Regions from separate parts of the Homo sapiens genome. Here region 1 is linked to region 2. Evidence: read pairs that join two places in POLR2A ChIA-PET (ENCODE). Cell type or tissue: CD4-positive, alpha-beta T cell. All regions are shown on one strand. Each heading gives the region's core, and the rest is flanking DNA. Links, peaks and the distances in the headings are about the cores only.

Region 1 (7,024 bases), core at 778-5,777, 470 kb before region 2:
ATAGTAAAGGAGTAATTGTAGGCCAGGCACAGTGGCTCATGCCTGTAATCCCAGCACTTTGGGAGGCCAAGGTGGGCAAATCACCTGAGGTCAGGAGTTCAAGACTAACCTGGCCAAAATGGTGAAACCCCATCTCTACTAAAAATACAAAAAAAAATTAGCCAGGCATAGGCCGGGCACGGTGGCTCACGCTTGTAATCCCAGCACTTTGGGAGGCTGAAGCAGGCAAATCACGAGGTCAGGAGATCAAGACCATCCTAGCTAACATGGTGAAACCCCGTCTCTACTGAAAAATACAAAAAATTAGCTGGGCGTGGTGGCAGCTGCCTGTAGTCCCAGCTACTTGGGAGGCTGAGGCAGGAGAATGGTGTGAACCCGGGAGGTGGAGCTTGCAGTGAGCCGAGATCACACCACTGCACTCCAGCCTGGGTGACAGAGCAAGACTCCGACTAAAAAAAAAAAAAAAAAAAATTAGCCAGGCGTGGTGGCGCACACCTGCAATCCCAGCTACTTGGAAGGCTGAACCCGGGAGGTGGAGGTTGCAGTGAGGCGAGATCGTGCCACTGCACTCCAGCCTGGGCAACAAGAGTGAAACTCCATCTCAAAAAAAAAAAAAAAAAAAAGAAAAGAAAAGAAAAGAAAAAGGAGTAATTGTAATGATGAACAATGGGAATCTAAGCCAGGTAAGAGGAAGAGTGAGAACTTGAAGGGGTTCAGGGCCAGGGAACAGGTAGCAAGGTCACTGGCTTGTAGGTTCTAGTGGGGTTGAAGAATGTTTGGCGCTGGAGCCCCCAAGGGGGTGATGCGGAAGATGCGAAGTAGGGACTAGCGAAGTGAGATGCTTGTTACAGAGACTATTCGGGGATGCTGCAGTTATAGGTCAGCAGTATGGCTATGGGGTGGCTAGCTGAAAAAGGGAGAAGAAAAGACCATGCGAGGGTATTAGATTTGTAGATTTTGAAAGCATTCAAAATCTGGAAGAAGTGATGTCAGGGAGAAGACTTTGACATAGTGCTAAAACCTCCAAGGGATAGGGAATAACAAAGATAACCAGAACAAGGGATGTCAGGTGGTGATGATTAGCTGGCATGAGCATCAAAGCCGAGGAAGGAGCACTGGTCTGCAGGCAGAGAAGAGCAAGGAGGACGTCTTCTTTCCCCTAGGCCCTGAATACAAGGGATGCAGGAAAGAACACAGCTACCCCTTGAGAGGCTGTGGGAGGCAGCATCCCCAGGGAGAGCTGGGTTTCGATTAGAACAGCGAAGCAAAGGAGGCATTCACAGAAGAGGACATCAGGGATGTCGCTGCTGATGGATGGGGGCAGAAAGTGGGGCATTACAGAGCTGCATGGGACAGAAGTCTCCAGGGGAGTCATGGGCTTCCTACAGGGTCTGGGATAAAGGGTTTGACAAGATTAGTCTGAGACAGGATAGGAATCCATGCCACATGGAGATGGGGGGAGCTGGGGAGATGTGGGTCTTCCCAGAAGCACTCTGGGCTCCTTTCCCACTCTTGCTGAGGCCTGTGGGAGCTCAGATGCAGGCTGTTCTAGAGAGAACACATGTAGCCTGAGGGGTTTTTTTTGAGATGGAGTCTCGCTCTGTCCCCCAGGCTGGAGTGCAGTGGCCTGATCTTGGCTCACTGCAAGCGCCGCCTCCTGGGTTCACGCCATTCTCCTGCCTCAGCCTCCCGAGTACCTGGGACTACAGGAGCCCGCCACCACACCTGGCTAACTTTTTTTATTTTTAGTAGAGATGGGGTTTCATTGTGTTAGCCAGGATGGTCTCGATCTCCTGACCTTGTGATCCACCCACCTTGACAGGCCCATCTTGGAGTCAAGAAATATTGATTTCTTCCTTCAGCCTGGAGACTCTCATGTGACAGGAATTCCAGGGACAGTGCAGGCACAAGCTAAAGCGTCTATGTATTGACTTGGGTTTACATGGCTGCCAGAGGCAACTGGCACCGTCCACCACTTCAGGAGTGGCTGCCACTCTGTATTTGTTATGACTACGGTTTTCCAGCTACTGTCTGCTGTTGACCTCCCAATGTGACAGCTAACCAATGCAACAAACTAAGTAGGCTAATTAATGGCAGCGAGAGAAGTCTCCCTGCCCCACCTGTGTTATACAACTGCACTGGATGGTGGTGATCTGCTCTTTTCAAAAGCAGCTAGAAGTAAAGACCCATGTGTTCACTTGCCTCGTACTGACAGCAGTGGAACCCAGTGAGGGACAGTACTTTTCTCCCTCACTCCATGAATGACCCTACAATGAATTATTTTTCCCCTAAAGCAAGGGAGAAAGAGTATAGATTTTAAAAGGGTATGTGACCCTTATTTTTCTATCTTAGGAAAACAGTAGCCAAACCACCTAGTCACTTGTGTACATATTTACATTTATTTACAAAAGTATCTACATCATCAGTAAAAACAATTTACTGACAAAAAAAGCAAGCACCTAGTCATATAATAAGTTGATGACAGCCAAAACTAATGCTTGTTCTTTGTTAGTGGGTATTTCTTCTTAAAGCAGCTGCTTCAAGTTACATTTCCAACAGTTGTTCAAAAATTGTAATACTCAAATGAGAAATCAGATGGCTTTTTAGTTTTTAAAATAATTTAGTTATGCTGTTGTCTTCATCTTCTGTTACCAATCAATTGGAGCTACAAAAAAAAATCATATTATTAACTTGTAAAATGCAGTAAATCTGGGCTGCAGACCAGGAGTCTTAATTACCCTCCTATTCTAAAGTGAATAGCCCTTTTGTAATAAACTCATCAAAGCCAAGGGAGCTAGGGAGCAGGGATGGAGGAAGAACTGCCTTGAGTGCTCTTGGGATAGTAGTCTGAGTAACACTTGAAGAACAGCCTTCAGGATGCTGCACTCAATAGCAGCCCCAAGGCTCCTCCCGCTTACTCTCTGAGTATAACTGAAAGATTGAACAACAGAGCTGAGACTGTTAGACCCACATGTAAACTGTCACCCATTTGTAACAGCTACTTCCTTCTTTGCTACATGAAACTCCTGGGGATGGTTTTCTTCCTACCTCAAACTTACCTTCCTGTTTAGTCACCTCTGTGGCAACGACAGAACAATCTCTGGCTGTCTTGGAGTAAATCAGCCGAAAAACAAAACCGCATCCTTGAGCAAGCCCTCAAACCGAGTCCATTTCCCGGCCTCCTCCCCCGTGGTCTGCGTATTTCCACAGAGCTCAAAATCAGACCAGGCCAGAGCTCCCCAAACATTTGTATCTCATTGGTAACAAGAATTCATGAGAAATTAGTGCTGTGGTCACAGGGGTGAGGTAAAGGACAGCAAACTAGAAGTTTCCCTCCTTGGGAGCCTCACAGAACATGAAATGGGTGCTGTGACTTTCTGAGGGGGATAAAGTGGGAAATGTTTGTAAACCAGGTTGGCAGGCACAGGATTCTTGTTGGGGCAGCTTTTTGCCGGTCTCTGCTTCCCTGCCCTCTCCCAGCAGTCTCCTCACCCACTACAAGGAATCAAGCCTGCTTCTCCAGCTTGGCTCCTGCCTGAGATCCCACCTGTAAATCTTTCTTCTCGGAGAAATAGGACTCCCTGCTTCCTTTTTAATTTGGCTAACTTTGTGATCTGTTTTCTAGACACTTACACAAAAAATACCAGGGCACTCAGAAATTGCCTACGTTGAACTGCCTGGGTGAGAAGTGTGGCGTGGCCATTTCCCGTCAGATGTCTGCTATCTACTCATCTGTCCTCTGTTGTTCCTAATTGGGTTTAGTTCTTCCTGCTCCTGCCCTCGCGCAGCTGGGGAAATATTGCATTTGTTCCTACTTATGCTTGCCCCTTTCTCATCTCCTCCCCCGATCTCCTCCATCTCCACCATATACAGAACCTTTTAACATTTTAATTTAACTTAATTTTTTTGATGCCCAGGCTGGTCTCTTAACTCCTGGGCTCAAGAAATCCTCCCACTAACTCCTAAACTCAAGCGATCCTCGCACCTCAGCCTCCCAAGTAGCTGAGACTACAGGTGTGTGCTACCATACCCAGCTTCATAACCCTTTAGTAACTGAGCTTAGAGAATTCCCCCTGCTGCCACAATGGGTTCTTTAAATTTAAAAATAATTATTAAATAGGCAGTAAACACACATGATGCAGAACTTGAATAGTAAATAAAAATATACCAAGAAAAGTAAGCTCCTCTCTCAATCTCAGCCCCAAATACTCAGGTCTCTCCCTAGAATGCCACCTTAGAGAGGTCAGTGTTACCTTTCTAGACTCATCATTCCAAAGCAGTGCTTTTCATGCAAAATGTTCCTGCTCAAGAACCTATAATGGCTGCTTATTTCCATATCACTCCATTCTAAGGACCTCCTTGCAAATATTCAGTGTCTTTTGCCTCTACTTCAACTCGATGCCAGGCAGGTCAATCTTACTATCAAATAAATCACAACAGATTTAATTCCCTCTCATGTATTTGCCTCCGCTGTTTATCCCACCTGGAATGCCTTTTCTACTCCACTCTTGTTCTGAAAATGTAGGTCACATCCTACCCCCTCCAAAGCTTTTCTGATTATTCTGGCCTCTCCAATTCCTCTGCGTTGGTTGCTCAGCCCTTACCCTCATATCACACATTCTGCCTATCACCTGTGCTTCCTGCCTAAGTCCTTCTAAGAGTTTCGTATGCTCATGTGCATCCATTCTCTCTCCCTGGTGTGGCCACAAGCTTCTTGTGGGAGGAGCCCTATTATATGCTTTCTCTGAATCCCACACAATGTCTAGCCTCGCTGGGTACTCTGACCCCCACCCTATCAGCTAGCACAGTGCCTGGTATCGCATAATCTCCATAACGTTTGTTGTGATGAAAGGAACAGAGGAAGGGATGAGTTCCAGAATGCCCATCCCCTTTCCCCGTGGCCCTGGATGATGCCCCCCTACCCCCATCATTGGTAGTGATGGCTATGCCTCCCCCATCCACTCAGAGTTCCCCTCCACTGTAACCACCTAGATCTCAGCAGAGACCTGACTTGGCTCTCACACTCACCTGGGGCTCACGCATATTGCTCAGATCTGAAATGCCTTCCTCTGACCACAAGCCTGGAGGTCCCTACCTCTCCCACCTCACCTCATCTCCAGCTACTTGGCTCCTCTCTGCCCAGCCTCCTGGCCCATCAACCCCTCATGGCCTTGGGTCCTCCCAGCTTGGGTCTGTGGCCGGCTGAGCTGCCCCTTGTACTTCCTTGCCCCCAGGCCTCCTGCCACAGCTTGTTTCTCCTGCACTGTTCCACCTGGCAGCTGAGGAGAAAGGACACCTGTGGCCCATCCATCGATCCCACCTCACCTAGGCCCTTGCTGCTGCTTAGCCACCCTCACTTCATCCCTGCACTGACCACAGCAACCGACTCCACAAAACCAAAGGTCTTAACCCCTCGCCTACCTCCTTGTCTCTGCAGCTTTAACATGTAGCCTCCTCCCTCGAGTCTCTAACCCGGGGCTACCCTGGCTCTGATCCTGGACTTTGCTTCCCCAGTCCCGCCTCCTCTGCCTCTTCCCATCACCCTAGGGCATCTAGCTTTTCTTTCTTAGTGACCTCAGGTGCTCACGGCATCAATTACTGTCCAGATGAAGAGGCGCCCCAATCCGTAACTCTAGCGTGAAGCCCACGCTCCAATTCTGTGCATGGACATCACTAGCCAGGTAATACACCAGCACCCCAAAATCAACCTGTCAAAGCAAAAATTCATAATTTTCCTTCCCAACCAAGATTCCTGTGTGACTCCTCTGTGACACTTGGTCCTGTCGCTTTTATTTTTCTTGAAAAATAATAGTAACAATAGTCATAATGGCTAACATTTATTGAAAACTATTATGAGCCAGCCACTATTGTAAGCATTGTACTTATATTAATATATTTTGACACAGTTATTTCTATGTGATTATCTATGCTATCATTGTCATTTCTATATTATCATTATGCCCATTTTCCACAGAAGACAACCAAAGCACAGAGAGTTTAAGTGACTTGTCCAAGGCCTGTGAGAAATGGAGCTGGCATTTGAACCAGGGAGTTTGGCATCAGAGCCTACACTGCCAGATGAAAGTTTTGCTAACAGGACCTCTGCTGTTTCTCTCAAACCTAGCTCTGCATATTCAGTTCTGCCACCATCACCTTGACTCAGGCCCTCTTCTCTGCTTGGCTGGATTATTTCATTACTCCACTAACCAGTGTCCTCATCTCATCTCCTATTAATTAGTCCCATGCTTTGCCAGCAGAGTGATCTTACTAAAGCATAGTTCTGCTAGAAAACTCTGCGGTTCTCCCTAAAGAATGACCCAAAGCCTCTCTCAAAGTCTCAGCCTGGCCCAACCTGCCAGCCCAGCCCCATCTTTCTCTAATGCCTCAACACTCTCTGCTCCAAAGAGGATGGCTTGCTACTTCTTGTCCTGCCCTTCACACCCTGGGCCTTAACTCTTCCCCTCATCCCTCAACACCCAGCTCATGCCTCTGCCTCCTGACCACCAGTGGGATCTGCCAGGAGGGGGCCTCTTGGAGCACCCTACGGCGGTTTATTAAACCAACACTGCTGCTAATTGTGTTTGTGTCCTATCTTTTATATGTGACTACAGGCCCAGCTCTGACCCTGGCTCCTGAAGTGAACCCTATCCCTGATCCAACTTTTTCTGGGATGGGAGGTGGAGGGAGTGTATTGTAGTGGTTAACAGTATAACTCTTGGAGTCCAAAGACCTAGATTTAAATCCCAGCCCATCACTTACTAGCAACGTGACTTTGATATCTCACTTGACTTCTATGAATCTCATATGCGCTGTCTCTAAGCAAGGGGTATGATACTCCTCCTGCAAGGCTCATTGAGAGGGTTCCAGGAAACGATATGCAGAGAGTGGCTAGTGCAGTGCATGGCACACAGTTGGTACTTAATACACTATGGTTAGTATATCTGCTGATGTTACTTCTTATTACTGTACAAGGCAACCAACAGATGAGTACAATCTGGCTTCCCAAGTAATGGGCATCTACAGC
Region 2 (5,892 bases), core at 893-5,892:
AACTTAAGCACTTCTGCAAGGAAAGAAAAACCATAGTGTACAATAAAATCTAAACTGTTTACAACTCTAAATTTGGTGCAATTCATTTTATGTACATTTTGTTCCATATGACTTTAGTGTCCTTCCAGTCTTGGGTTCTTCTGCCTAAACTGTCAAAGGAGCTGGCTTTCTTTGGGAGAGAGAGCCTGCAGTGTCCTGGCATACCAGCTTTCGGATCAGTGTTCTCTGTGGGAGACAGTTTTTGGCCCTGACTCTTCTTCCTGTGGCCCCTTAGTCTGGGTGGCAGCAGTGCAGTGGTTAAGAGGCTGGGCTCTGGAGCTGTACTCCCTGGGTTAAGCTGCACACTCTGCTACCTGCTGACTACATGACCTTGAGCAGGTATATAGTCTGGCAATAATGGCAGAATAAAAGTATGATAGTGCCTTCATCATAGGGCTGTTGTGAGGATCCAGTGAGACCGAAGGCATGTAGTGTTGTGCTTGCCATACGTAGTAAGGGCCTCATACATGGATGTGGCCATACATATGACTTCTGCCCATTGCACTGACCCCAGGGTTTTGGCTTGGTAATCCGTAGATGACATGGCCTTTGATGTGTCCTGGTTTGCGGTGCACTCTTTTGGCCTGGACAAGGCTCCTGTGCTCCTGTCTTCCCTGGATCGGAAGGGCATCGTGACCACCTCCCGGAGGGACTGGAAGAGCGACCTCAGCCTGGAGCGCGTGAGTGTGCTGGAATTCTTGCTGCAAGTGCATGGCTCCGAGGACCAGGACTTTGGCAACTACTACTGTTCCGTGACTCCATGGGTGAAGTCACCAACAGGTTCCTGGCAGAAGGAGGCAGAGATCCACTCCAAGCCCGTTTTTATAACTGTGAAGATGGATGGTAAGAATGTCACCCAAATTTCTCAGTGTTTGGGAATGTCTTCTTCTTGTGCCAGGCTGTAGCTGACAGAACCCAGGTGGCCACAGTTTGAGGAATGTGCCATAGCACGTCCTGCTTTCTTTCTAGACCTGGCCTGAGCCTGCACCCAGAAGGGCACCAGCAGCCCTTGCAGTTTCCCCAGCTTTGCTATTATGTGCTAGTGTCACCATTGATAAATAATTTTCAAGACTTACTAGAAAAATTTTCAAGGCTTTGCCTCTTCCATAAATTTATAGAAACTCGCTTTATGGTGTCCGAGGGTTGGCATGGATTCTGCTAGGCACAGGCAGAGAGCAGCCTTGAGAGAGAGGGCTCAGGTCAATAGGGGAGGCTATAGCTTAGGGACCTGCTACTCTCACTACCACTGGTTTTGCTTCTTAAGAGAGACTCATGGCTGGGCACAGTGGCTCACGCCTGTAACCCCAGCACTTTGGGAGGCCGAGGCGGGCGGATCATGAGGTCAGGAGTTCGAGACCTGCCTGGCCAACATAGTGAAACCCCGTCTCTACTAAAAATACAAAAAAGAAAAACAAAATTAGCCAGGAGTGGTGGCGGGTGCCTGTAATCCCAGCTACTCGGAGGCTGAAGCAGGAGAATTGCTTGAACCCAGGAGGTGGAGGTTGCAGTGAGCCGAGATCGCACCATTGCACTCCAGCCCAGGCGACAATGGGATACTCCATCTCAAAAAAAAAAAAAAGAGACTCCTTCTGGAGTCAGTGGCACAGAGTGGGTACTTCACGGAGCCCCAAGATGGGAGGATGAGCTCCCAGCCTCGTTGGCCCACGATGAACACCAGGGTCAACCTAACTAGACAGTCAGAGCTTTGTTCCTTGAGCATCCCAGAGTGGGGACAGTTGTTCCTTGGTTTACAAAAAACATGTCTCCTTTGTGGAAAATTTCAGAAAGTACATGTTAGTCGAAATAACTCCATAAAGAGAATTAAAGTCCAGGGGCCTCCGAGGATGAGTAAAAGCCTTTTGAGTGTTTCCCTAGTGATCAGTCAGATGGAAATTGGAGCCCTAGCTCTTCCACAGACTACTTAGCCTTTCTGATCCATTTTCTCTCGTAAAATGGGATAATAGTCTTCTATGGGGCTATTTCGAAAATTAAACCTTAGCAAACGTAAAGCACCTAGCCCAGTGGCAGCGTCCACCCAAGGAGCATGGGTACTTATGGGGAAAGGAAGGTGGGATTTCAAGGGTGGAGTCTAAATGGTGTTTGTGCATTTCTGACACTTAAATCATCTGTACCATATTTTGCATCTTAGGAATTCCTTGCTTGAAGTAACTCCGTATAAAAACCCAGATTTAACAAACAGGGGAGTGATTATTCACTTTGCTAGATAATTTAGTATAGTGTTACTTAAAATAGCTCCCTTAGTACACTTCAGTTATTTGATGCATAGGATTGATTTATGCATGGTTTTTTTAAGGATGCATCTGCTGCTGAACGTGCGGTGCCCTTATACTGACTTTTAAAAATCAATCTTTTGCCAAAACCCTAAAAAGCAAGTTGACATTCAAAGGCATCGAGTGAAATCTTCTTTGTGGTTTTTATTCTCCCCGCAGAGCTGGGTAGGAAGACATTTGCTCATTTTTGTGACAGATAAGGCTGAGCTTCTCCTGTCTCCAGTGGTGTGCTAGGTGCTAGATGCAGGAGGAATGAGACCTTATCTCTCGGGAGATCCTGCTCCAGTGGGGAAGGGAGGCGAGGGTGCCCCCAAAGCGGCCTCCCTCGCAGCACTGACTGGCTTCCCCTTTGATCTCTCCCTCCCAGTGCTGAACGCCTTCAAGTATCCCTTGCTGATCGGCGTCGGTCTGTCCACGGTCATCGGGCTCCTGTCCTGTCTCATCGGGTACTGCAGCTCCCACTGGTGTTGTAAGAAGGAGGTTCAGGAGACACGGCGCGAGCGCCGCAGGCTCATGTCGATGGAGATGGACTAGGCTGGCCCGGGAGGGGAGTGACAGAGGGACGTTCTAGGAGCAATTGGGGCAAGAAGAGGACAGTGATATTTTAAAACAAAGTGTGTTACACTAAAAACCAGTCCTCTCTAATCTCAGGTGGGACTTGGCGCTCTCTCTTTTCTGCATGTCAAGTTCTGAGCGCGGACATGTTTACCAGCACACGGCTCTTCTTCCCACGGCACTTTCTGATGTAACAATCGAGTGTGTGTTTTCCCAACTGCAGCTTTTTAATGGTTAACCTTCATCTAATTTTTTTTCTCCCACTGGTTTATAGATCCTCTGACTTGTGTGTGTTTATAGCTTTTGTTTCGCGGGGTTGTGGTGAGGAAGGGGTGATGGCATGCGGAGTTCTTTATCTTCAGTGAGAATGTGCCTGCCCGCCTGAGAGCCAGCTTCCGCGTTGGAGGCACGTGTTCAGAGAGCTGCTGAGCGCCACCCTCTACCCGGCTGACAGACAACACAGACCTGTGCCGAAGGCTAATTTGTGGCTTTTACGACCCTACCCCACCCCCTGTTTTCAGGGGTTTAGACTACATTTGAAATCCAAACTTGGAGTATATAACTTCTTATTGAGCCCAACTGCTTTTTTTTTTTTTTTTTTTGCTTCTCTGCCCCTTTTCCATTTCTTTTGTATTTGTTTTCTGTGAGAGCACTGAAATGGCAGCCCTGGAATCTACAATTTGGCTCTCCACTGAGCACCTTATCTTGCCACCTTAGCCTTAAGAATGAATATGAAGAAAAATACACAGCCACCTCTGTCCAGGGCAGTAAGAAGGGCTGCAAGGAAGGGGAGGATGGGGACAAGGAAAGGATCAGATACCTGCTCCAGTAGTTGTGAGGCCACTGTGTCTCAGGGGACTCCAGGAGGAGCAGAAGAGGGATCCCACGAAGTTATTCTTACGCAGCTGGGGCCAGGAGGGTCAGAGTGGTGCCAGGTGCAAGTTAGGCTAAAGAAGCCACCACTATTCCTCTCTCTTGCCCATTGTGGGGGGCAAAGGCATTGGTCACCAAGAGTCTTGCAGGGGGACCCACAGATATGCCATGTCCTTCACACGTGCTTGGGCTCCTTAACCTGAAGGCAAATTGCTACTTGCAAGACTGACTGACTTCAAGGAATCAGAAATTACCTAGAAGCACCATGTTTTTTCTATGACCTTTTCAGTCCTTCAGGTCATTTTAAGGTCCACTGCAGGGGGTTAGTGAGAAAGGGTATACTTTGTGGTATGTTTTGCTTTCCTAATAGGGACATGAAGGAAACCCAGCAATTTGCTGTTATGTGAATGGCCTGTAGAGCAGAGTCAAGAGCGGTGTGCTTTGCCCGACTGCTCCCATCAGGAATAGGAGAGTAGACAGAGATCTTCCACATCCCAGGCTTCTGCTGCTGCTTTAAAAGCTCTGTCCTTGGAGCCTCCCGCTCCCTGAAGTGTCTCGCCCCCTGCACAGCACTGGCCTTTCGGAAGCATCCCAGTAGGGTTTTCTGAGGCTCGCTGGTGACTCATGCCCTAATTGCAATCCTCTGCTTTTATCTTGACTTTGAAGGATCTAACACTGCTCTCTCTTCCAAAGGGGAAAAAAAGATTCATTTGTTTTGAGCAATAAACTAATACAAAATGATGGCCATTCATGTGCAGCTCTTTGTCACCATGGGCCGGATGAGTTGTGCTCCTCCTGGCTCACCATTTCCCCCTGCTCCCCCACAGCCGGTTCTGCACTTATCACCGAGTCGCCCCTGGAAGCAGATTCCCATTGAGTTTTCCCCACCAAGGGGACCATGCACATGGTAGAAACATTAGATTCTGCATTGACAGTAGCCTTTCCTTGGCCCGGGCCTGTGGTGGGAAGACGGGCAACAAGTATACCCCACCAGGGCCTGAGTGACTAGAGGAAGAGGACGAGGCCTTGTTGGCACTAGATTTGGGTATTTTCTGCATGTCATAACATATCCTAACTGCTATTTCAGAAGAGGCAGCTTGTAGGTGATTGTACAAGTGAGAATTAAAGAGAGAACAGATATTTAAACAGGTGCTGTATTAGTAACAGCCAGTGCCCTTTCAGCCCTTGCATCTATTAAAAGGAGATTCAGGATTTTATTGGCACAGGCCCTTCTTAGTAGGAAGAAAGGGTGCTTAGCTTTGGACCTGACCGGGTGTGTGTAAAACCATGGACTGAGTCACAGCAGACACTCGATGGTGGTAAATGTGATGGGTGCTTACACACTGTACCTTTTCCTTTCATACTGATGCTGCAGTTCAGGGCTGGAGTTGTTAAGGCATTGACCTCCACCCACCTGCCCCATGTCCACTGGGCTGCCCAAGCTGCATGTCACCTGAGGGCTGGCAGGAAGGGGCGAGAAATCCCAGGGCATTGTACCAAGGACCTAGTTCCTTCTAGGGATATAAATTTCCAGGAATGTGTATTTTTAATGTGGTGAGATGCACTCTTTTGTTGTACCAAATAGGGCTCCCCACCCCACCCCTGCGACAAGTGCTCTTCTAGAACAGGTTCCTACCAGCAGCACTGGTGTGAATGAAAGAGAGACCCAGCCGCGTCTCACACAGGTGGAATTGCACTTCTTAACAAAAAGGAACTTTATAAAAGTTTGGGATTTTTTTTCCTAATCATAAAAATAGCCCCAGAAAGAGCCTAAGCTATGTTCAGATAGAAGCCTCGAAATTCCTGTAAATTGTTTACTTTATGATGTTTACATACACGTTTCACTTTGAAAAAAAATGCAAATCGACTTTTTAACAACTGTTGAGATGTTTCATGGGACAGTAGAACTCTGACTCACCAACTGGGCTAAATTTTAATTTAAAAATGTATTTATTTGAGTGTCTTTCCCCCCCTCACCCTCACCATCTGAGGGGCTCCCTGAGATCTTGGTAGAGGAGGCCCCTCCTGCCCAGACCTTCGTTTGTTTCCCCGGTGGCCCTTGCTTCTTGCTTTGCAGACTGCCTGCAGCCATGATTTTGTCACTGACATCTGTGAGCCAAAGACTGAGCCTTTT

What was found. ChIA-PET counts read pairs that join two places held together with the same protein. Peaks named below come from ENCODE experiments on the same cell type or tissue, not always from the same donor. Only the 100,000 strongest peaks of a DNase experiment are listed, where the experiment ranks them.
Region 1: POLR2A ChIA-PET joins it to region 2 with 5 read pairs; 1 of 35 experiments calls an interaction of 5 or more read pairs at or near these places.

The regions. Positions count from the first base shown.
Region 1 is chr1:116,512,158-116,519,181 of GRCh38, forward strand. It overlaps CD58 (CD58 molecule), which reads right to left. Exons shown (of 6, transcript NM_001779.3): 6 at 2,377-2,665. The coding sequence ends at 2,656. Among named protein-coding and RNA genes, the nearest start is that of LINC01762, 37 kb to the left of the region's middle. In CD4-positive, alpha-beta T cell, for the core only: no CTCF peak of the experiment used is centred there; DNase peaks (open chromatin) are centred at 3,134, 3,704 and 4,696; H3K4me3 peaks cover 408 bases; H3K27ac peaks cover 3,269 bases.
Region 2 is chr1:116,984,104-116,989,995 of GRCh38, forward strand. It overlaps PTGFRN (prostaglandin F2 receptor inhibitor), which reads left to right. Exons shown (of 9, transcript NM_020440.4): 8 at 577-882; 9 at 2,698-5,892. The coding sequence ends at 2,864. Among named protein-coding and RNA genes, the nearest start is that of CD101, 15 kb to the right of the region's middle. In CD4-positive, alpha-beta T cell, for the core only: no CTCF peak of the experiment used is centred there; DNase peaks (open chromatin) are centred at 2,808 and 3,288; H3K4me3 peaks cover 1,104 bases; H3K27ac peaks cover 1,317 bases.